Regions from separate parts of the Homo sapiens genome. Here region 2 is linked to region 1. Evidence: read pairs that join two places in POLR2A ChIA-PET (ENCODE). Cell type or tissue: Caco-2. All regions are shown on one strand. Each heading gives the region's core, and the rest is flanking DNA. Links, peaks and the distances in the headings are about the cores only.

Region 1 (10,806 bases), core at 3,502-7,501:
TAATAGGTAATTTTTCAGCTCTTAGCTTTTAAGACAGACAGAGAAAAGTTTAGCTACATAACAGACTTTGAAAATGCCATAATTCGGCCAGGCGCAGTGGCTCACACCTGTAATCCCAGCACTTTGGGAGGCCGAGGTGGGCAGATCACGAGGTCAGGAGATCAAGACTACCCTGGCTAACATGGTGAAACCCTGTCTCTACTAAAAATTAAAAAAAAAAAAAAAAATAGCCAGGCGTGGTGGCAGGCGCCTGTAGTCCCAGCTACTCTGGAGGCTGAGGCAGGAGAATGGCGTAAACCCGGGAGGCAGAGCTTGCAGTGAGTCAAGATTGCGCCACTGCACTCCAGCCTGGGCAACAGAGCAAGACTCCGTCTCAAAAACAAAACAAAACAAAACAAAAAACAAAAAAAAAAGAAAATGCCATAAGTCTTCCTCCTGTATAGTGTAACTATTTTCTTCTCTGCCTGGCAAATTCCTTCCCAATCTTTTAGCATAGCTCAAATGTCACTTCCTCTCTGGCTGTGCCAGCATTACTTTACCCTTCTCTGGGCTTCCAAAAACATTTTGTGTATATCCCTTTTATGACACTTACTGTTTTTTACTACTCAGCTTAACAATGTTTATTTAAGACCTACCTATATCACATTTTTTAAAACCACTTTTTACTTCTTTATTTCCAGTTTTTGCATAAAACAAGCACAGTACTATATGGGAAGTCAGAGATTCATTTTATATCTATCTTAGCAAATATGAAGCAGTATTTTAATGTATCACTCAAAACATCTGTGTTTAAATTTGAATCTAAGTTTGGGTGAAAGCAAAGTATAGAAAATGGAAAGAAATCCTTTATCTGTTGCAACCATTGAATTGACTTTGGGATATAGTGATTTCCATTTTATTAAGAGGAAATTATTTTTGAATAGATTTTATAAATCTGTATTTAAGACACGGCCTTTTTTTTTTTTTTTTTTTTTTGCTGGTTTTCCAATAAAGTGTGAAGTGGAGTGATGGCATGTTAAGAGTCTCAAGAATTCCAAAAATCACAGTTTAAAACTGTATCTTTGTATATAGCTAGTTGCAATGCAGACTTGTATTAAGAAACATGGTTATGGCCAGGTGTGGTGGCTTACACCTGTAATCCCAGCACTTTGGGAGGCCGAGGTGGGCCTGACTTGAGGTCAGGAGTTCGAAACCAGCCTGGCCAACATGGTGAAACCCTGTCTCTACTAAAAATACAAAAATTAGCTGGTGTGGTGGTGCATGCCTATAATCCTAGCTACTCAGGAGGCTGAGGCAGGAGAATCGCTTGAATCTGGGAGGTAGAGTTTGCAGTGAGCTGAAATTGCGCCACTGCACTCCAGCCTGGGTGACAGAGTGAGACTCCGTCTTAAAAAAAAAAAAAACAGAAACATGGTTACTATGGTTTTGTATACCAGAACTTATCTGTATCAGTTAGGACTGTATGTTACAAATGGTAGAAAATCCAACTAGAACTGATTTAACAGCAAAAACAACAACAACAAAAAAGACTTTATTATTGCTCATATGCCAGTGAAACAGTTTCTTGCTTCTTCTTGAAAGAAACTTGATCCAGGGTTCAAATGACATCTTCTTCCTTGGTGATGACTCCATTTCTGGGCAGGCTATCCTTTCATGGTGCCAAGCTGGCTGCTAATAGGTCCTGAAGCTATGTACTTCCATCCAGTAGAAAAGAGACTCAATTTCCCTGATAGCTGGAAAAAGTTCCAAAAATTTAATCTTATTAGCATTGAATATCCTTAGTTGGGTCATATGATTACGTTCCTGTTCCTGAACCAATCTGGGAGTGAGAGGAGTTAAAGGAATACGAGATATAGTGATTGGCTTAAGTTGTCATCCAAGAGTTGCATGTGTAGAGGAGGAAAGTGAAAGAGAAAGGGAGATGTATTTCGTCAACCATTACTTTAAAATATGCCTTCCATGGGAGAAATGCCATAATCATCAACCACAATATTTATGGAGCTCCTAATTTTAGAAACAGCTTGAAGATCATTAGACTGATTTTGACTGTGTCTCTTTGCTACAAGGAAATTTATTTATTTATTTATTTTATTTTTTAGAGATAGGATCTCACTCTGTCACCCAGGCTGGAGTGCAGTGATGCAATCATAGCCTCAAGGGATCCTCCCACCACAGTCTCCTGAGTAGCTGGAGCTACTCAGAACTAGAATATTAGGAGTGGAGCTGGAGCTGGTCTTGAAAACTGTACTCTGGTTTACAAGGAAGTTTATTAAGAAAAAAAGATTGGGAGGCTGAGGCGGGCCTCCCAGACATGTGAGGTCAGGAGTTTGAGACCAGCCTGGACAATATGGCGAAACCCTATCTCTACTAAAAAAACACAAAAATTGGGCCTGGCATGGTGGCTCACACCTGTAATCCCAGCACTTTGGGAGGCCGAAGCGGGCAGATCATGAGGTCAGGAGATCGAGATCATCCTGGCTAACATGGTGAAACCCCGTCTTTACTAAAAATACAAAAAATTAGCTGGGCATGGTGGCAGGCACTTGGAGTCCCAGCTACTTGGGAGGCTGAGGCAGGAGAATCGCTTGAACCCGGGAGGCAGAGGTTGCAGTGAGCTGAGATCGTGCCATTGCACTCCAGCCTGGGTGACAGAACGAGACTCCGTCTGAAAAAAAAAAAAAACCAAAAAACAAAAATTGGCAGGGTGCGGTGGCTCACACCTGTAATCCCAGAACTTTGGGAGGCTGAGGCGGGTGGATCACGAGGTCAGGAGTTCAAGACCAGCCTGGCCAAGATGGTGAAACCCCATCTCTACTAAAAATACAAAAATTAGGGGGGCACGGTGGCAGGTGCCTGTAATCTCAGCTACTCAGGAGGCTGAGGCAGGAGAATTGCTTGAACCCAGGTGGCAGAGGTTGCAGAGAGCTGAGATCACGCCACTGCACTCCAGTCTGGGTGATAGAATAGGACTCCATCTCAAAAAAAGAAAAAAAAATAGCCGGGCATTGTGGTGGGCGCCTGTAATCCCAGCTACTTGGGAGGCTGAGGCAGGAGAATCACTTGAACCTGGGAGGCAGAGGTTGCAGTGAGCCGAGATCATGCCATTGCACTCCAGCCTGGGTGACAAGAGCAAAACTCTGTCTCAAAAAAACAAAAAAAGAAGAAAACAAAGAGGGCTAGGTGCTGTAGCTCATACCTGTACCAGCACTTTGGGAGGCCAAGGCAGGAAAATCACTTGAGTCCAGGAGTTAGACCAGCCTGAGCAACACAGGGAGACCCCATCACTACAAAAGAAAAATGAGCTGGGTGTGGTGGCCCATGCCTGTAGTCCCAGATACTTGGGAGGCTGAGGATCACTTGAACCAGGGAGGTTGAGGTTGCAATGCGCTTTGATGGTGCCAGTGCCCTCCAGCCTGTGCGACAGAGTGAGACCTTGTCTCAAACAACAAAAAAACAACAAACAGGGGCCCAGGCGCAGTGGCTCATGCCTGTAATCCCAGCATTTTGGGAAGCCAAGGCGGGGGGATCACCTGAGGTCAGGATCAGCCTGGCCAACATGGTCAGACCAGCCTGGCCAGGTGAGACCAGCCTGGCCAACATGGCGAAACCCCATCTCTACTAAAAATACAAAAATTAGCCTGTCGTGGTGGCACCTGCCTGTAGTCCCAGCTACTCAGGAGGCTGAGGCACAAAAATCTGGGCTTGAACCCGGGAGGTGGAGGTTGCAGTGAGCCAAGATTGCGCCACTGCATTCCAGCCTGGGCAACAGAGCGAGATTCTGTCTCAAAAAAAAAAAAAAATCAAATCAAACTTTAACACTTTAACAGTTCAACAGGTCTGGGCCAACAATATCATCCTCCCCATAAAATCCTTCTAAATTCTAGGCTGGGCGTGGTGGCTCATGCCTGTAATCCCAGCACTTTGGGAGGTCAAGGTGCTTAAAAAATACTTCTAAATTCTAGTAATCCCAGCTACTCAGGAGGCTGAAGCAGGAGAATTCCTTGAACCCGGGAGATGGAGGTTGCGGTGAGCTGAGATTGCGCCATTGCACTCCAGCCTGGGCAGCCTTAATCACCTGCATGCCTTAAGGAAATCACTAAACCTTCTGAAGCTTTCTGTAAAATGAGGATGCTTAATTACCTCATCTCTAACACTATTAGCAAAATAAACATTAATTTTGAAATTTAATGTTTCTTTTTTTTTTTTTTTTGCGATGGAGTTTCGCTCTTGTTGCCCAGGCTGGAGTGCAATGGTGTGATCTCAGCTCACTGCAACCTCCGCCTCCCGGGTTCAAGTGATTCTCCTGCCTCAGCCTCCTGAGTAGCTGGTATTGCAGGCATGCGCCACCACCTCGGCTAATTTTTTTGTATTTTTAGTAGAGATGGGGTTTCTCCATGTTGATCAGGCTGGTCTCGAACTCTCGACCTCAGGTGATCCGCCTACCTCGGCTTCCCAAAGAGCTGGGATTACAGGCGTGAGCCACCGCGCCTGGCCAATTTAATGTTTCTTATACCACATACACTAATTTCAGACAAAAGCTGTGAAACAATAGAATGGTACTTTCTGTGTCTTATATACTTACTTTATAGATCACTGCACCTCCTAATATACACTATGCATTAATTTTGTCTTACATAACATACATGTTTCCCTATGCATTCCCTCATGTCCCCTGCATCTTGGGGATGAGAGATTATGTCATCATTCCTCAGATGCATTTCCAACCACTACACTATCCTCCTTTGCAGTCCATGCTTTCCTCATCTTACCTTTTATCTCTCCTGATCATTGTTTTGTATTGACTTCCAAGACTTGCCTCTACATTTGTTGCAAACTTCGATAATCTGGCTTTTTTTCAACCCGGCATCTGTCATCTTCTGAGTTGTGTAACTTTATTCATGTGGATGAGCCACCTAAGATTCTGTCCTCAACATTTTTTGGCTTATACCATCCCATTATCTTCACTCTTCTAACAATCTGAAATTCCTTATCGTTCCTTCTAGCTCTTTCATTTCCCCACTCCTAATACTCAAGTTCTTTAAGATTATGGAGCTATATATGTATATACACACATTTTTAAAGACAGAGTCTTGCTCCATCACCCAGGCTGAAGTGCAGTGGCGTGATCAGGGTTCACTGCAGCCTCGAGCTCCCAGGTGTAAGCGATTCTCCTACCTCTGCCTCTGGGGTAGCTGAGACTACAGGCACACACCACCACACCTGGCCATCAATCCCCCTCCTGCTTTTCTTTCCTTTTCTATGATGGAGTCCTCCATGGTCTGTGAAGCTCTACTCACAATTCCTTTCTGAGAAAAGTAGGCTGGGGTGGCCATGCTGTATGTTATATAATTGTTAGGGAAACAGGAGTATCAGAGAGCAAGGTTGACACCATTTTAAAATATACTCCATCTTAAAGCTAGCAAGGCACATTCCTCACCAGTTCATGACCCATGGTCACAAGATGTTTACGGCTAAGAAAGCAGCTTAATAATGCCTGCAAGGACAAACTCCTGCAACCACAGAATGTCCAGATGCCCCGATATCACATAACAATATATGCTTTTAAGATGATTATAGTCATGCTTTGATGTACTTACGCACTAAAATGCCAAGGATAACTATCTTTAAATCAACAAAGTAATAAATGTTGTCATGCTGTCAGCCTACCTGCATGTAGACATAGCTTAGCTTTTACATAGATAAGACCTCTATATAAGAAGAGTTTAAAACAAAGCGGCCGGCGCGGTAGCTCATATCTGTAATCCCAGCAGTTTGGGAGGCTGAGGCGGGCAGATCACCTGAGGTCGGGAGTTTGAGACCAGCCTGACCAACATGGAGAAACTCTGTCTCTATTAAAAATATAAAATTAGCCGGGCATGGTGGCGCATGCCTGTAATCCCAGCTACTCAGGAGGCTGAAGCAGGAGAATTGCTTGAACCCGGGAGGCGGAGGTTACGGTGAGCTGAGATCGCGTCATTGCACTCCAGCCTGGGCAACAGGAGCGAAACTCTGTCTCAAAAACAAAACAAAACAAAACAAAGACAGTGCTCATTCCTCCGCTTGCTTTCTAAGGATGCCCTACTCTGTAACTGAGTAGCTTTCTATAAATTATCTCTTCTTGCTGCACTCTGTGACTTGCCTTGAATTCCTTTCTGCATGAGATCCAAGAACCCCTCTTTTAGGGTCTGGGTTGGGACCTTTTTCCAGCATCATCATTGTGTTACCCTGGTTGTGGCTGATTAGATCAGAAATCTATAAAATAGCAGAAGATAAACATTTATAGGCTAAACATAAGGGAAGACCAGAAGTCTTTAATGTGGTCCATATTGGATGAACCTAACTGACTCAATAAGTCCTCTTTTGGGGGAATTTGGATGCAAGTCACAGAAAAATTAATACAAACAGGGAGAAGTAGTAAGTATGTGCAGAAGAGGAGAGAGAGAAACTAGGCAGTAAGAAGCTGAGTTATGAATATGGGAGAATTCCCGGAAAAAGGAGTAAATGGGCATTTACTTCTGAGAGAGTAGAAGCAAACCAGATGATTAGAGCTGACATTAGGGTGAAATTCTATTCAATAGACTAGAACATCTATTGCATCCTATTCTAGGCATGTTTTCGTTTCTCCCTGATGCCTGTCTGTGGAACAAGTTTCCTGGGCTTCCTGCCTTCTACTTCAGTGCCATTATCTTCTACCTCAGACTTTGTGATAACCTGAACTAAGGGTATCTCTGCTTCTTGCCAACTGAAAGAGACTAATGTCCCATCCAGTAATTGATCAGCTCAATTCTTCTTTTGCCAGCACTGTCAACTCTCTCTCTTCCTTGTCCTTCTATTGCAACTGCCTCATAAACTTCCAATTCCAGATGAATCTATCCCTCAATCTCCTCTGCTACTTCATCTGGGCTACTGAAATTTAGTAGGAAAAGGCTGGGCGCGGTGGCTCACGCCTGTAATCCCAGCACTTTGGGAGGCCAAGGTGAGCGGATCACGAGGTCAGGAGATCAAGACCATCCTGGCTAACACAGTGAAACCCCGTCTCTACTAAAAATACAAAAAGTTAGCCGAGCGCGGTGGTGGGCGTCTGTAGTCCCAGCTACTTGGGAGGCTGAGGCAGTAGAATGGTGTGAACCCGGGAGTCAGAGCTTGCAGTGAGCCAAGATCGCGCCACTGCACTCCAGCCTGGGCGACAGAGCGAGACTCCGTCTCAAAAAAAAACAAGAAAGAAATTTAGTAGGAAAAAAATAACATCGCTTTTTGGATTCATACTACCATAAACATATCTGTTCTCATCTGGATACTCCATGGCAAGCAGCAATTCTTACAACATTTTCCTATTCATTTTTGGTTTCTCATTTCCTGAAAAAGTATTCTAAATATTCGCCACTCTACTCAAGTCCCCTAAGTCTCCCACACACCTCCTTCCAGCAAAACTTTATCTTCTACTTCATAAAGAAAGTAGAGGGCCGGGTGCAGTGGCTCATGCCTGTAGTCTCAGCATTTGGGAAGCCACAGCGGGAAGATCGCTTGAGCCCAGGAAGATCGCTCGAGAGCAGCCTGGCCAACACAGTGAGACCTTGTCTCTACAAAAAATAGCCAGGTGTTGTGGCGCTTGTAGTCCCAGCTACTCCAGAGGCCAAGGTGGGAGAATCACTTGAGCCCCAGGATGTCTTATATCCTGCAACTAGAATCACTACAGTAAGCCCAGATTATGCCACTGCACTTCCACCCGGGTGACAGAGTGAGACCTTCTCAAAAAAAAAAAAAAGAAAAAAGAAAAAAGGAAGTAGAGACCACTAGACTCTAAGTTTTTTTTTATTTTTGGCAGAGTTTTGCTCTGTTACCCAGGCTGGAATGCAGTGGCACGATCTCTGCTCACTGCAACCTCTGCCTCCTGGGTTTTAGCGATTCTCCTGCCTCAGCCTCCTGAGTAGCTGGAATTACATGCGCATGCCAACATGCCTGGCTAATTTTTTGTATTTTTAGTAGAGGCAAGGTTTCACCATGTTGGCCAGGCTGGTCTCAAACTCCTGACCTCAAGTGATCTGCCTGCCTCGGTCTCCCAAAGTGCTGGGATTACAAGAGTGAACCACCATGCCTGGCCAGACTCTAAGTTCTGAGAGAGCAAGCGCTTTATCTCATTCATCTCTGAATCTCTAGCACTGGGCTTAGGGCTTGACACATAAATGTTGCCCAATAATCATTTGCTGGATGAATAACATGTTACATCAGTCAGGGATTCCCTCAACTTCTTGCCCTGCCTCTGAACAAATTATCTCTGTCTTACCAGCAGTCTCCATCTTTCTCCCTAGTCTCAAAGGAAAAAGAGTCCTGCCTTCTCTCCAAGCCTATCCATAAGTGCTCTAGAACACATCCTGGTTTGTATTCCAGGCATCATCCCTCCATCCATTTTCAATCTTCTACCTGTCCTCCACCTCCCCTCCCTACTCTTCGCTCCTCTCCACCCTCTTCCCTTCCCCATCCTACCACCCTCCCCCTCTACTTTTCTGCCAGGGCTCTTTCTGGTCTCTATTCTTTTCCATTGATCTATTTGTCTATTTTCTCAGCAATACTACACTGTTTTGATTACTGTAGCTTTATAGTAAGTCTTGAAGTCAGGTAATATCAGTCCTCTGACCTTGTCAGTCTTCTAACTTTGCCTTCTCCTTCAGTATTGTGTTGGCTATAGAATTAGTTTGTTGATATCCATATAATCATTTGCTGGAATTTCGATTGGGATTGTATTGAAATCTATAAATCAAGTTGTGAAGAACTGATGTCTTGATAATTGAGTTTTTCTACCCACAATCATTGAATATCTCCCTATTTATTTGGTTCTTCTTTGATTTTTTAAAATCAGAGTTTTTAGTTTTCCTCATAGATCTTAAACATATTTTGTTAGATTTAAATCAAAATATAGGCCAGGTGCAGTGGTTCATGCCTGTAATCCCAGCACTTTGGGAGGCCAAGGCGGGTGGATTGCTTGAGGTTAGGTGTTGGAGACCAGCCTGACCAACATGGTGAAACCCTGTCTGTACTAAAAATACAAAAAAAAATTAGCCAGGTGTGGTGGCAGGTGCCTGTAATCCCAGCTACTCGGGTGGTTGAGGCAGAAGAATCATTTGATCCCAGGAGGCAGAGATTGTAGTGAGCCAAGATTGCACCACTGCACTCCAGCCTGGGCAACAGAGCAAGACTCTGTCTCAAAAAATATATATATTTATATCAAAATATTTCATTTTGGTTTTTCCTGCCATCTTGGATCCTGCTGGGAACAAGACTTCTAAAAGAAAATATGTCTGGAAGCTGTGGTCCAAGGCCATTTTTGCTGGCTATAAGCAGGGTCTCCGGAACAGAGAGCACACAACTTTCCTTAAAATTGACGGTGTTTATGCCCGAGATGAAACAGAATTCTATTTGGGCAAGAGATGTGCTTATGTATACAAAGCAAAGAACAACAAAGTGACTCCTGGCGGCAATCAAACAAAACCAGAGTAATCTGGGGAAAGGTAACTCTGGCCCACAGAAACAGTGGCATGGCTTGTGCCAAATTCCGAAGCAATCTTCCTGCTAAGGCTATTGGACACAGAATCCAAGTGATGCTGTACCCTCATGCTGTACCCCTCAAGGATTTAAACTAATGAAAAGTCAATAAATAAAAGTGGATTTGTGCTCTTGTAAAAAAGCATTTCAGGCCGGGCTCAGTGGCTCACACCTGTAATCCCTGCACTTTGGGAGGCTGAGGCGGGTGGATCTGACCAACATGGTGAAACCCCGTCTCTACTAAAAATATGAAATTAGCCAGGTGTCGTGGCACATGCCTGTAATCCCAGCTACTTGGGAGGCTGAGGCAGGAGAATTGCTTGAGCCCAGGAGGCAGAGGTTGCAGTGAGCTGAGATCATGCCAATGCACTCCAGCCTGGGCAACAAGAGTGAAACTCCACATGAGAAAAAAAAAATCATTTTGGAGGGTGCCTAATGTAAATGAAATTGTGCTTGCTATCTTTTTTTTCTTTCTTTCTTTCTTTCTTTTTTTTTTTTGAGATGGAGTCTTGCTCACTTGTTCATTACTGAGATATAGGAAAGTCATTGGCTTTTTTTTTTTTTTTTTTTTTTTTTTGAGATGGGGGTCCCACTCTGTTGCCCAGGCTGGAATGCAATGGTGTTATCTCAGCTCACTGCAACCTTCGCCTCCCAGGCTCAAGCGATCCTCCTGCTTTAGTCTCCCAAGAAGCTGGGACTATAGGCATGCACTACCACATCCAGCTAATTTTTGTATATTTTGTAGAGACGAGATTTCACCATGTTGCCCAGGTTGGTCTCAAACTCCTGGACTCAAGTGATCTGTGCTCCTCAGTCTCCCAAAGTGCTGGGATTACAGGCATGAGCCACTCCATGGAGCCTACTGCAGCCTTGAATTCCTGGGCTCAAGTGATCCTCCTGCCTCTGCCTCCCGCGTAGCTGTGACTACAGGCTCGTGCCACCGCAACTGGCTGACTTTTGTATACTAACCTTGCATTCTGCAACTATCATCACTTGCTATAATTGCTTATTAGTTCCAAGTGTTTCTTTTGTCATTTCCAGTTTTCTACATAATCATGTCATCTGTGACAAAGATGATTTTATTTCATCCTTCTCTTTACTATGTTTTAATGAGGTTGTCTTTTATTATCGAGTTTTAAGATTCTTTAGATATTTTAAATATAAATCCCTTTTAACATATATGATTTGCACGGCCGGGTGCAGTGGCTCATGCCTGTAATCCCAGCACTTTGGAAGGCTGAGGCGGGCGGATCACCTGAGGCCAGG
Region 2 (10,806 bases), core at 3,056-7,055, 61 kb after region 1:
GATATTTGTCTGATAGATGCCTTGGAAACTGCTGATAGTGACTACCAGCTATTTATGGTTTTGTAGAAATGAAGTCTTTAATTTCCTTGTAATAATTACTGTTTCAATAAAACTTGATTTTTGCCCAGAGGGCATCTCTGCTCTGAATTGTAAAGAAAATTTTAGGCCGGGCGTGTGGCTCACGCCTGTAATCCTAGCACTTCGGGAGGCCGAGACGGGCGGATCACAAGGTCAGGAGATCGAGACCATCCTGGCTAACATGGTGAAATCCTGTCTCTACTAAAAATACAAAAAGAATTAGCCGAGCGTGGTGGTGGGCGCCTGTAGTCCCAGCTACTCTGGAGGCTGAGGCAGGAGAATGGCGTGAGCCCGGGAGGTGGAGCTTACAGTGAGCGGAGATAGCGCCACTGCACTCCAGCCTGGGCGACAGAGTGAGACTCCGTCTTGAAAAAAGAAAATTTTATAACAGCCTTGTGAGAGTGATGGGTAGATTGATTCTGTTAGATGAGAGGTATTTGGCATACTGCTTAAGAGGTCTTGTCTTCTCTGGCCTCAGACTTTGGTTTGAATCTTCGCTGAGTTCTACCTCTTGCTTTGCTTAGCAGTAGGTTGCATTTCCTAGTCTGTAAAATGGGGCTGACAGGTGTCTTCTCATAGAGATGTGAAATAATATAAAGCTACAGCTCATAGCATAGTGTCTAGCATACAGTAAATAGTTCTTAAATGTTAGGTATTAGTGTAATTTACATGTTGTGATTTTTTTTTTTAATCCTTTTTTTCCCCTCCCCTAGGCTATGGTGAACTAAACGGTAATGCTGGAGAAAGAGAAATATCTTTAAAGAACCTGAGTTCTGATGAAGCCACCAACCCTATTTCCAGGGTCCTCAATGGCAACCAGCAAGTTGTAGACACTAGCCTGAAGCAGACTGTAAAGGCCAACACCTTTGGGAAAGCAGGAATTAAAACCAAGAATTTCATTCAGAAAAACAGTATGGACAAAAAGAATGGGAAGTCTTATGAAAATAAATCTGGAGAGAATCAGTCTGTAGATAAGTCTGATACTATACCAATTCCAAATGGTGTGGTAACAAATAATTCTGGTTATATTACTAATGGTTATATGGGTAAAGGAGCAGATAATGATGGTAGTGGATCTGAGAGCGGATATACAACTCCTAAAAAAAGGAAAGCTAGGCGCAATAGTGCCAAGGGTTGTGAAAACCTTAATATAGTGCAGGACAAAATAATGCAACAAGAGACCAGTGTCCCAACCTTAAAACAGGGACTTGAAACTTTCAAGCCTGACTATAGTGAACAAAAGGGAAATCGAGTAGATGGTTCGAAGCCCATTTGGAAGTATGAAACTGGGCCTGGAGGAACAAGTCGAGGAAAACCTGCTGTGGGTGATATGCTTCGGAAAAGCTCAGATAGTAAACCTGGTGTGAGCAGCAAAAAGTTTGATGATCGGCCCAAAGGAAAGCATGCTTCAGCTGTTGCCTCCAAAGAGGACTCGTGGACCCTATTTAAACCACCCCCAGTTTTTCCAGTGGACAATAGCAGTGCTAAAATAGTTCCTAAAATAAGTTATGCAAGCAAAGTTAAGGAAAACCTCAACAAAACTATACAGAACTCTTCTGTGTCACCAACTTCATCTTCATCATCTTCATCATCTACCGGGGAAACTCAGACCCAATCATCAAGTCGCTTATCCCAGGTCCCTATGTCAGCGCTGAAATCTGTTACTTCTGCCAACTTTTCTAATGGGCCTGTTTTAGCAGGGACTGATGGAAATGTTTATCCTCCAGGGGGTCAGCCACTGCTAACTACTGCTGCTAATACTCTAACACCCATCTCTTCTGGGACAGATTCAGTTCTCCAGGACATGAGTCTAACTTCAGCAGCTGTTGAACAAATTAAGACTAGCCTTTTTATCTATCCTTCAAATATGCAAACTATGCTGTTGAGCACAGCACAAGTGGATCTGCCCTCTCAGACAGATCAGCAAAACCTGGGGGATATCTTCCAGAATCAGTGGGGTTTATCATTTATAAATGAGCCCAGTGCTGGCCCTGAGACTGTTACTGGGAAGTCATCAGAGCATAAAGTGATGGAGGTGACATTTCAAGGAGAATATCCTGCTACTTTGGTTTCACAGGGTGCTGAAATAATTCCCTCAGGAACTGAGCATCCTGTGTTTCCCAAGGCTTACGAGCTGGAGAAACGGACTAGTCCTCAAGTTCTGGGTAGCATTCTAAAATCTGGGACTACTAGTGAGAGTGGAGCCTTATCCTTGGAACCCAGTCATATAGGTGACCTGCAGAAAGCAGACACCAGTAGTCAAGGTGCTTTAGTGTTTCTCTCAAAGGACTACGAGATAGAAAGTCAAAATCCTCTGGCCTCTCCTACGAACACTTTGTTAGGCTCTGCCAAAGAACAGAGATACCAGAGAGGCCTAGAAAGGAATGATAGCTGGGGTTCTTTTGACCTGAGGGCTGCTATTGTATATCACACTAAAGGTAACTCATTTGTTTCCTATACAAAGATTTTTATTGGCCAATTTAGTATATTGTTTATATTAAGAGAATTTTAAGAGAATTAGTTGTTCATATTAAGAGTATTTTAAGAGAATGACAATGTGGATAAGCAGCTGGTGTCAAACTAATTCAGGGTCCTTGGAACTAGTATGATTAAAATTTAGAAGAAATGTTCACTTTTCCAACTTAAAAGGATTTTTAAAAATACAAACATAATTGACCTACCTGGTTCAAAGAACAGAAGTGAGGAGAACTTGCTTAAAGGTATTGATGTTATATTTTCTCTTGACTGAGTGCTTGAAAAAAAATTTTATTGAACATATGTTCTCCTTCCGTGGCTTTTTTGTCTTTGCTTTTTTGTTTTGTTTTGTGTTTTTTTTCTTTGAGATGGAGTCTCACTCTCTTGCCAGGCTGGAGTGCAGTGGCGTAATCCCGGCCCACTGCAACCTCCACCTCCCAGGTTCAAGTGATTCTCCTGCCTCAGCCTCCTGAGTAGCTGAGATTACAGGCACGCACCACCATGCCCGGCTAATTTTTGTATTTTTAGTAGAGACGGGGTTTCACCATGTTGGCCAGGATGGTCTTGACCTCTTGACCTTGTGATCCACCCACGGCCTCCCAAAGTGCTGGGATTACAGGTGTGAGCCACCACACCCATTTGCTTATTTGTTTTTGAGACAGAGTCTCACTCTCTCACCCAGGCTGGAGTGCAGTGGTGTGATCTTGGCTCACTGCAACCTCCGCCTCTTGGGTTCAGGTGATTCTCCTGCCTCAGCCTCCCGAGTAGCTGGGATTACAGCCATGCGCCACCACGCCCAGCTAATTTTTGTATTTTCAGTAGACACGGGTTTCCCCGTGTTGGCCAGGCTGATCTCAAACTTCTGACCTCGTGATCCGCCCGCCTCTGCTTCCCAAAGTGCTGTGATTACAGGTGTGAGCCACCGTGCCCAGCCTCTCCTTTGCTTTTTATATCATATGCGTCTTTAATAGTGAGCTCATTTAATAGTTCTAATTTGATTAAAATGAGTAGAAGCACTGTTTTTGAAGAGGAGACTGATAAGTCTTGGAGTAATGGATGCCAGTTTGTAACTGGAAAATAAGTTAGACAAATCACAGTGTCAAGTATGATTAGCATAGTTGAGACCAGGCTCTTGGGATTCTCCTTTTCATAGCCCTAAAGCCCAAGTTTAAAGGGAACCAGGTATCTTTCAAGTTTCACGCTAATAACTTTCTTTTCTTTTTTTTCTTTTTTTTTTTTTTTTTTTTTGAGATGGAGTCTTACTCTTGTCACCCAGGCTGGAGTGCAGTGGCGCAATCTTGACTCACTGCAACCTCCGCCTCCCGGGTTCAAGTGATTCTCCTGCCTCAGCCTCCCACGTAGCTGGGATTACAGGTGCCCACCACCACGCCTGGCTAATTTTTATATTTTTAGTAGAGATGAGGTTTCACCGTGTTGGCCAGGCTGGTCTCAAACTCCTGACCTCAGGTGATCCACCCACCTGGGTCTCCCAAAGTGCTGGGATTACAGGTGTGAGCCACCGTGCCAGGCCTCATGTTAATCACTTTCTTAGAATGTGGTTTGTTTGTGTCTTAAAGAAAAATTCGCTGTATGGCATAACTGTAATCTAAATCCTTAGAGCAAATAATGAGGTTTAACGATGATGTTTATATCCTTTTGCTTTTGAGAACAGTGGGTTTCAGTCTTCCCATCTTTCCTACCTCTTCCTCCTTTCTCTAACAGAAATGTATGCTCCATGCATGCATGTACACACTTAATACATAGTGCACATTCCCATTTTAACAGTGGCTCATTTAGGCAGTGACTTACAATTGCAGGGAAAGGGGACCATACCAGATTGTGGGAATTGGGTAATTACCATATTCTCTCTGGAAGAAATACTGCCTCAGGGATGAATAACAAAGTGATTTGTGACTTCTAAGCAAATTTCCTAGTCTGCATACGTTTCCTTATCTGCAAGCTGGAAGACATTGAGTATAATAAATAGATGTCCTTTTAATATCATTTTACTTCCTTAAAAATGGAAGTAGTAGAATTGCTTAATGGAAGTTTAGGAATCCTCACAGATAACATTTACCTGATTTCACTTATTCTCCAGCTCTGCTCTTTGAAGGTAAATACAGGAGTTGGTTGTTTTTAGCAATGTTAGGGCAAAAAGATAAATGCTTCGTTTTTTAAGACATGTGTTATACATTAGTTAACCTCTGCCAGGAGAGTTGGGTTTTTTGGTATTGTTTTCTGTGCCGTCTGCCCTCTAGAGACTATTACTGGAAAATGTTTACCGAAGTATTTTGCACTGGCGATCATTGTGTGAGCCTGAGAGGGTATCTGGTTGTGTTGTGTTCTCTTACCACCTCCAAAATATTCTGGGAGGCCCAGTGTGGTGGGTCATGACTGTAATCCCAGCACTTTGGGAGGCCGAAGTGGGAGGATCACTTGAGCTCAGGAATTTGAGACCAGCCTGGGCAACAATGTGTAGTCCCAGCTACTTGGGAGGCTTAGGAGGGAGGATCACTTGTCCCTGGGAGATCCAGGTCTGCAGTGAGCTATGTTTGCACCACTGCACTCAGGCCTGGGCAACAGAGTGAGACCGTGTCTCAAAACAAAACAACAAAATGTGTAGGATATGTTCCATTAGGTAACTGGTTAATAGTTCTTATGTACAATTTCTATTAGGTGGAATTGCAGGCCATTTTTAAATTGGAATGTTAACCTGAATTTACTCTTTATGCATTTTCCCTATCCATGGGCTAGCTGAATATGAAATCAGTGGTATTTATATAAGCTGAATACCCCTATATGGGTGCAGTTATATTTAGTTTTGCTGGTATTAATGAAAAAATTTGCTGTAGGTAAAGTGTCATCTTGAGTTCTGTATTTGGACATGATTGGAAATTAATCAGATTGGCATCAAAATTTTTACCCCTCTAGAACAATAAATAATACTCAGTTCAATTGGGTTCCAGAGTAGCAAGTTCTTTGAATTCCTGCCAAATGTTGATTGGTCCATTAGCAGTCCATTGGCCACTCATTTTTCTTTACTTGAATTATATTTGGAGATCTTTTATAAGTGAAGCCTTTTTTTTTTAAAGTTAACTCTAAAAGAAGTAATAATCAGTTGGGCTACTGGAATATCCTTTAAGAACATCTGTATTATTTTCTTTGTGCTTTAGTGTAGTTTTCAGATGTTCAGTAGTAATCTCTAAGTGAGTAGTTGAAGTTGGGCTTAGAATTGGAAGTTCTCTGCATTTCTCCTGACTTCAAAAATAAGCCCTTCAGCAACTTAATTTGGAAATAGTGGGTAAGAGAGTGCGTTATGTCACTTCTTTAAGAATGGTGCACTATTTATTTAACTTATATAAAGAAAGGTGTTTTTATTTTGTTTTTTGGTGGTTTTTTTTTTTTTTGAGATGGGGTCTTGCTCTGTTGCCCAGGCTGGAGTGCAGTGTCACAGTCTTGGCTCACTGCAACCTCCGCCCCCTGGGTTCAAGCGATTCTCCTGCCTCAGCCTCCTGAGTAGCTGGGATTACAGGTGCACGCCACCATGCCTGGCTAATTTTGTATTTTTAGTAGAGACAGGGTTTTACCGTGTTGGTCAGGCTGGTCTCCTGACCTCATGAGCCACCTGCCTTGGCCTCCCAAAGTGCTGGGATTACGGGTGTGAGCCACTGCACCCAACAAAGAAAGGTGTTTATTTGACTCAAGGTTTTGGCGGCTGGGAAGTCCAAGTGCATGGCGGCAGCTTCTGGCAAGGGCTTTTTTTAATACAGGAAGTTTTTAGATTAAGCAATTACTTGGAACCTTAAGCGTACTATGGATTTTTAAAAATTTGAGTGTTAAGTACAATTGAGGGTATGAAGTAAAGATACAATAGAGCATAAAAAGGGGATTTGTGCTGGGTGCGGTGGCTCACGCCTGTAATCCCAGCACTTTGGGAGGCCAAGGAGGGTGGATCACGAGGTCAGGAGATCGAGGCCATCCTGGCTAACAGTGAAACCCCATCTCTACTAAAAATACAAAAAATTAGCCGGGCGTGGTAGCAGGCACCTGTAGTCCCAGCTACTTGGGAGGCTGAGGCAGGAGAATGGCGTGAACCCGGGAGGTGGAAGTTGCAGTGAGCTGAGATCGTGCCACTGCACTCCAGCCTGGACGACAGAGCAAGGCTCCTTCTAAAAAAAAAAAGGGTGGGGGGTGGCGGGATTTGTGTGGATTCTAATTCCTTGTGTGGGATTTTCCTTTTAGCTGTTTTTTTTTTTTTTTTTTTTAAAGAGACAGGATCTCATTGTCACCCAGGCTGGAGTGCAGTGGCACTATCGTAGCTCATTGCAGCCTGGAACTGGGCTGAAGCTCTCCTCCTTCCTCAGCCTCCTGAGTAGCTAGTACTACAGGTGTATGCCACCATGCCTGGCCTCTTTTAGCTTTTTATATAATATGTTATGCCATTAACTTTTCTCTTTTTTTTTGAGACAGGGTGTTGCTGTGTTGTTGAGGCTGGAGTACAGTGGTGTGGTCATAGCTCACTGTAGCCTTGAGCTCCTGGGCTCAAGTGATCCTCCTGCCTCAGCCTCCTGAGTAGCTGGGACCACAGGTGTGCACCGCAATGCCCAGCTAATTTTTTTATTTTTATTTTTTTGAGATGGAGTCTCACACTGTCGCCCTGGCTGGCGTGCAGTGGCGTGATCTCGGCTCACTGCAACCTCCGCCTCTCAGGTTCAAGTGATTTCTCCTGCCTCAGCCTCCCTAGTAGCTGGGATTACAGGCATGAGCCACCGTGCCCGGCTGCCCAGCTAATTCTTGTATTTTTTATATATGTATATATACATATAGTGACGGTGTCTGTGTATTTTACCCAGGCTGGTCTTGAACTCCTGGCCTCAAGGGATCCTCCTGCCTCAGCCTCCCAAAGTGCTAGGATTACAGGTGTGGGCCACCATGCCTGTCCTAACTTTTCTTTTCCTTTCTTTTTTTTGGAGACGGAGCCTCACTCTGTCACCCAGGATGGAGTACAATGGTGCGATCTTGGCTCGCTGCAACCTCTGCCTCCTGGGTTCAAGCGATTCTGCCTCAGCCTCCCGAGTAACTGGGATTACAGGCATGTACCACCGTGCCCGGCTAATTTTTTTGTATTTTTAGTAGAGACGGGGTTTCGCCATGTTGGCCAGACTGGTCTTGAACTCTTGACCTCAAGTTCTCCGCCCACCTCCGCCTCCGAAAGTGCTGGGATTACAGGCATGAGCCACCACACCTGGCTGTGATGGCTCTTTTTTAAGAGACAGGGTCTCACCCTGTGACTCAGGCTGGAATGCAGTGGTATGATCCTAGCTCACTGCACCCTTGAACTCCTGGGCTTAAGGAATCCTCCCGCCTCAGCCTCCTGTGTAGCTGGGACCATAGGTTTGCGCTACCACCCATGTTGTCTGGGCTGGTCTGGAATTCCTGCCCTCAAGTGATCCTTCTGCTTCAGCCTCCTTAAGTATTGGGATTACAGGCATGAGCCACCATGCTTAGCTTGTGATGGCTCTTAGTGTACATACCTGGGACATATAACTGTGCCTTCTTAAAAGTAGTTATCTCAGAATGCTTAGCAAGCCTCTCTTTGACTTGACTTTAAAAGCTTTGAACACTAGATCCTAACTTTTTGAAGTAAACTTTTGATTTTGAAATGGTTGAAAGTCATTTGAAGCCAAGTCTTTGGAAATAATAATTGATATGAGTTGTGTGTTTGGTCACAGTGCCAATTTAAACTGGGTTGATCTGTCTTACATGGCTGTTATGGCACTGAAGGATATGAAGCATTTGAAATGCTGACATTTTGGAATATTCATTTAAAAATAGGCTGGGGCCGGACATGGCTCACACTTGTAATCCCAGCACGTTGGGAGGCTGAGGCGGGTGGATCACCTGAGGTCAGGAGTTTGAGACCAACCTGGCCAACATGACGAAACCCCATCTCTATGAAAATACAAAAATTAGCCAGGCATAGTGGTGCAGGCCTGTAGTCTCCGCTAATTGGGAGGCTGAGGTGGGAGAATCGCTTGAATCTGGGAGGTGGAAGTTGCAGTGGGCTGAGATCACACCACTGCACTCTATCCAGCCTAGGAGACACAGCAAGACTTCACCTCAAAAAATGAAAATAAAAATAGTCTGGGTACTGTGGCTCTTGCCTATAATCCTAGCATTTTTGAAGTGAGGCAGGAAAATCACTTGAGCTCAGGAGTTTGAGATCAGCCTGGGCAACATAGCAAGTCCTGATTTCTACAAAAAAATTTGAAGCATTAGCTGGGCATGGTGGCATGTGGAGGCTGAGATGGAGGATATCACCAAGCCCAAGAGGTCAAAGATGCAGTGAGCCATAATCGTGCTGTTGCACTCAAGGTTGTGCAACAGAGTGAGACCCTGTCTCAAAAACATACAACAGTTGGTATTAAGCAATTACTTACAGATCTGTGTTGAGGTAGATTAATATGGCACCAATTTGGGTAGACTGGAAGCCATTTTTCTGTTGACTAGAAGATCAGTTTCTTGGAATAGTGCAGGCAGAGGTATAATAAAGGTCTTCTGCTTTGTATTTTCAACCATGTAAATGATCTGAATTTTAAAAAAAATTTTTTAAAAAGCTTTTAGATTGGGAAAGGGCATAAGGGAACAGATAAGATTACATAACAAGATTTGGGAAACAGGATATGAAGAGACAAATTATGATTAATCCATAAAATTGACAAGGACTAGGTGTACAGTTTGGACATTGTTCAGAGAAGGATCTGAATATTAAATTTTCTCTTCTAAACACAATGTGAATAAGTATTTTCACGTTTACTGCATTTCATTGCAATTGCTTCCTGAATGCCTATTTGACATCACAGCTGTCTTTCTAATAATCTTATTAATGTGTGCCTGCAAATTTGACAGTTTTAAGATTTGCCTTGGTTTTAGCCCTGGTTGGATTCCCTAGATTTGGAAAGGGTACTTGTTTATGAGGATATAATGATGTGGGACATATAGTAATGAATATAACAAATAATTCCTAATATGGGATAAGGTCCCCTTTCTCCCAGTGAGAGAACTCATACTGGCTGTTTAGTACCCATACTGACTGCTTGATGTTTCATGATGTCTGCTTTATGAATACAGTAATAATATATTCACCTTGATACTGGTGAAAGATCACTTGTAAGGAATTTTTGGAAGTTAAAATTTAACTTCCAGATTTCACTAGCTTAAGTCCTGAGTGTGAGGGAAATAACCATCTATGCTGTAAGAAGAGCAGACACTGTTACTATAATGATAGTAGCAAAACCAGAAATTGTTTATTACTATCATAGTAGTAGCAGTTTCATTCCAAGCTATTACTATCATAGTAGTAGCAGTTTCATTCCAAGCAACTTTTACCCTTATAAAGCACATGGGGGGCCGGGCGTGGTGGCTCAATTCCTGTAATCCCAGCACTTTGGGAGGCCGAGGCGGGCAGATCACGAGGTCAGGAGATCGAGACCATCCTGGCTAACACGGTGAAACCCCGTCTCTACTAAAAATACAAAAAATTAGCCGGGCGCAGTGGCGGGTACCTGTAGTCCCAGCTACTCGGGAGGCTGAGGCAGGAGAATAGCGTGAACCCGGGAGGTGGAGCTTGCAGTGAGCCGAGATCGCGCCACTGCAGTCTAGCCTGGGGGACAGAGCGAGACTCTGTCTCAAAAAAAAATAATAATAAAGTACATGAGATTAGAATAAGAGCAATAGAAAAGAGAAAAATAACAAAAACAACTTGAGTTCCGAGTTTCTATTTAGGAGTAGTCTGGATAATTCTTCTTATCCTGGATTGTTGTAGCTTCAGAAAAGAGTTCATTAAGGGGTCTACTGAAAAGGTGGTGACTTCTAACTACCTTAATTCAGAATTACTTGAAAGCATGCTGTATTTCTTTTTCTTTTCTTTCCCTTTCCCTTTTTGATTGAGTTTCACTCTCGTTGCCCAGGCTGGAGTCCAGTGGCGCGATCTCGGCTCACTGCTACCTCTACCTCCTGGGTTCAAGCGATCTCTTGCCTCAGCCTCCTGAGTAGCTGGGATTATAGGCTTGCATCACCACGCTTGGCTAATTTTGTATTTTTAGTAGAGACTGAGGTTTCACCATGTTGGTCAGGCTGGTCTCAAACTCCTGACCTCAGGTGATCCACCCACCTCGGCCTCCCAAAGTGCTGGGATTACAACCATAAGCCACCGCACCTGGCCGGAAAACATGCTATATTTCTCTCTGGGTA

What was found. ChIA-PET counts read pairs that join two places held together with the same protein. Peaks named below come from ENCODE experiments on the same cell type or tissue, not always from the same donor. Only the 100,000 strongest peaks of a DNase experiment are listed, where the experiment ranks them.
Region 2: POLR2A ChIA-PET joins it to region 1 with 7 read pairs; 15 of 35 experiments call an interaction of 5 or more read pairs at or near these places.

The regions. Positions count from the first base shown.
Region 1 is chr17:29,339,309-29,350,114 of GRCh38, reverse strand. It overlaps the pseudogene RPL35AP35. Among named protein-coding and RNA genes, the nearest start is that of TAOK1, 46 kb to the left of the region's middle. In Caco-2, for the core only: no CTCF peak of the experiment used is centred there; DNase peaks (open chromatin) are centred at 5,164, 5,484 and 5,744.
Region 2 is chr17:29,277,702-29,288,507 of GRCh38, reverse strand. It overlaps NUFIP2 (nuclear FMR1 interacting protein 2), which reads left to right. Exons shown (of 4, transcript NM_020772.3): 2 at 792-2,516. Among named protein-coding and RNA genes, the nearest start is that of NUFIP2, 11 kb to the left of the region's middle. In Caco-2, for the core only: a CTCF peak has its summit at 4,803 (motif pointing left); no DNase peak of the experiment used is centred there.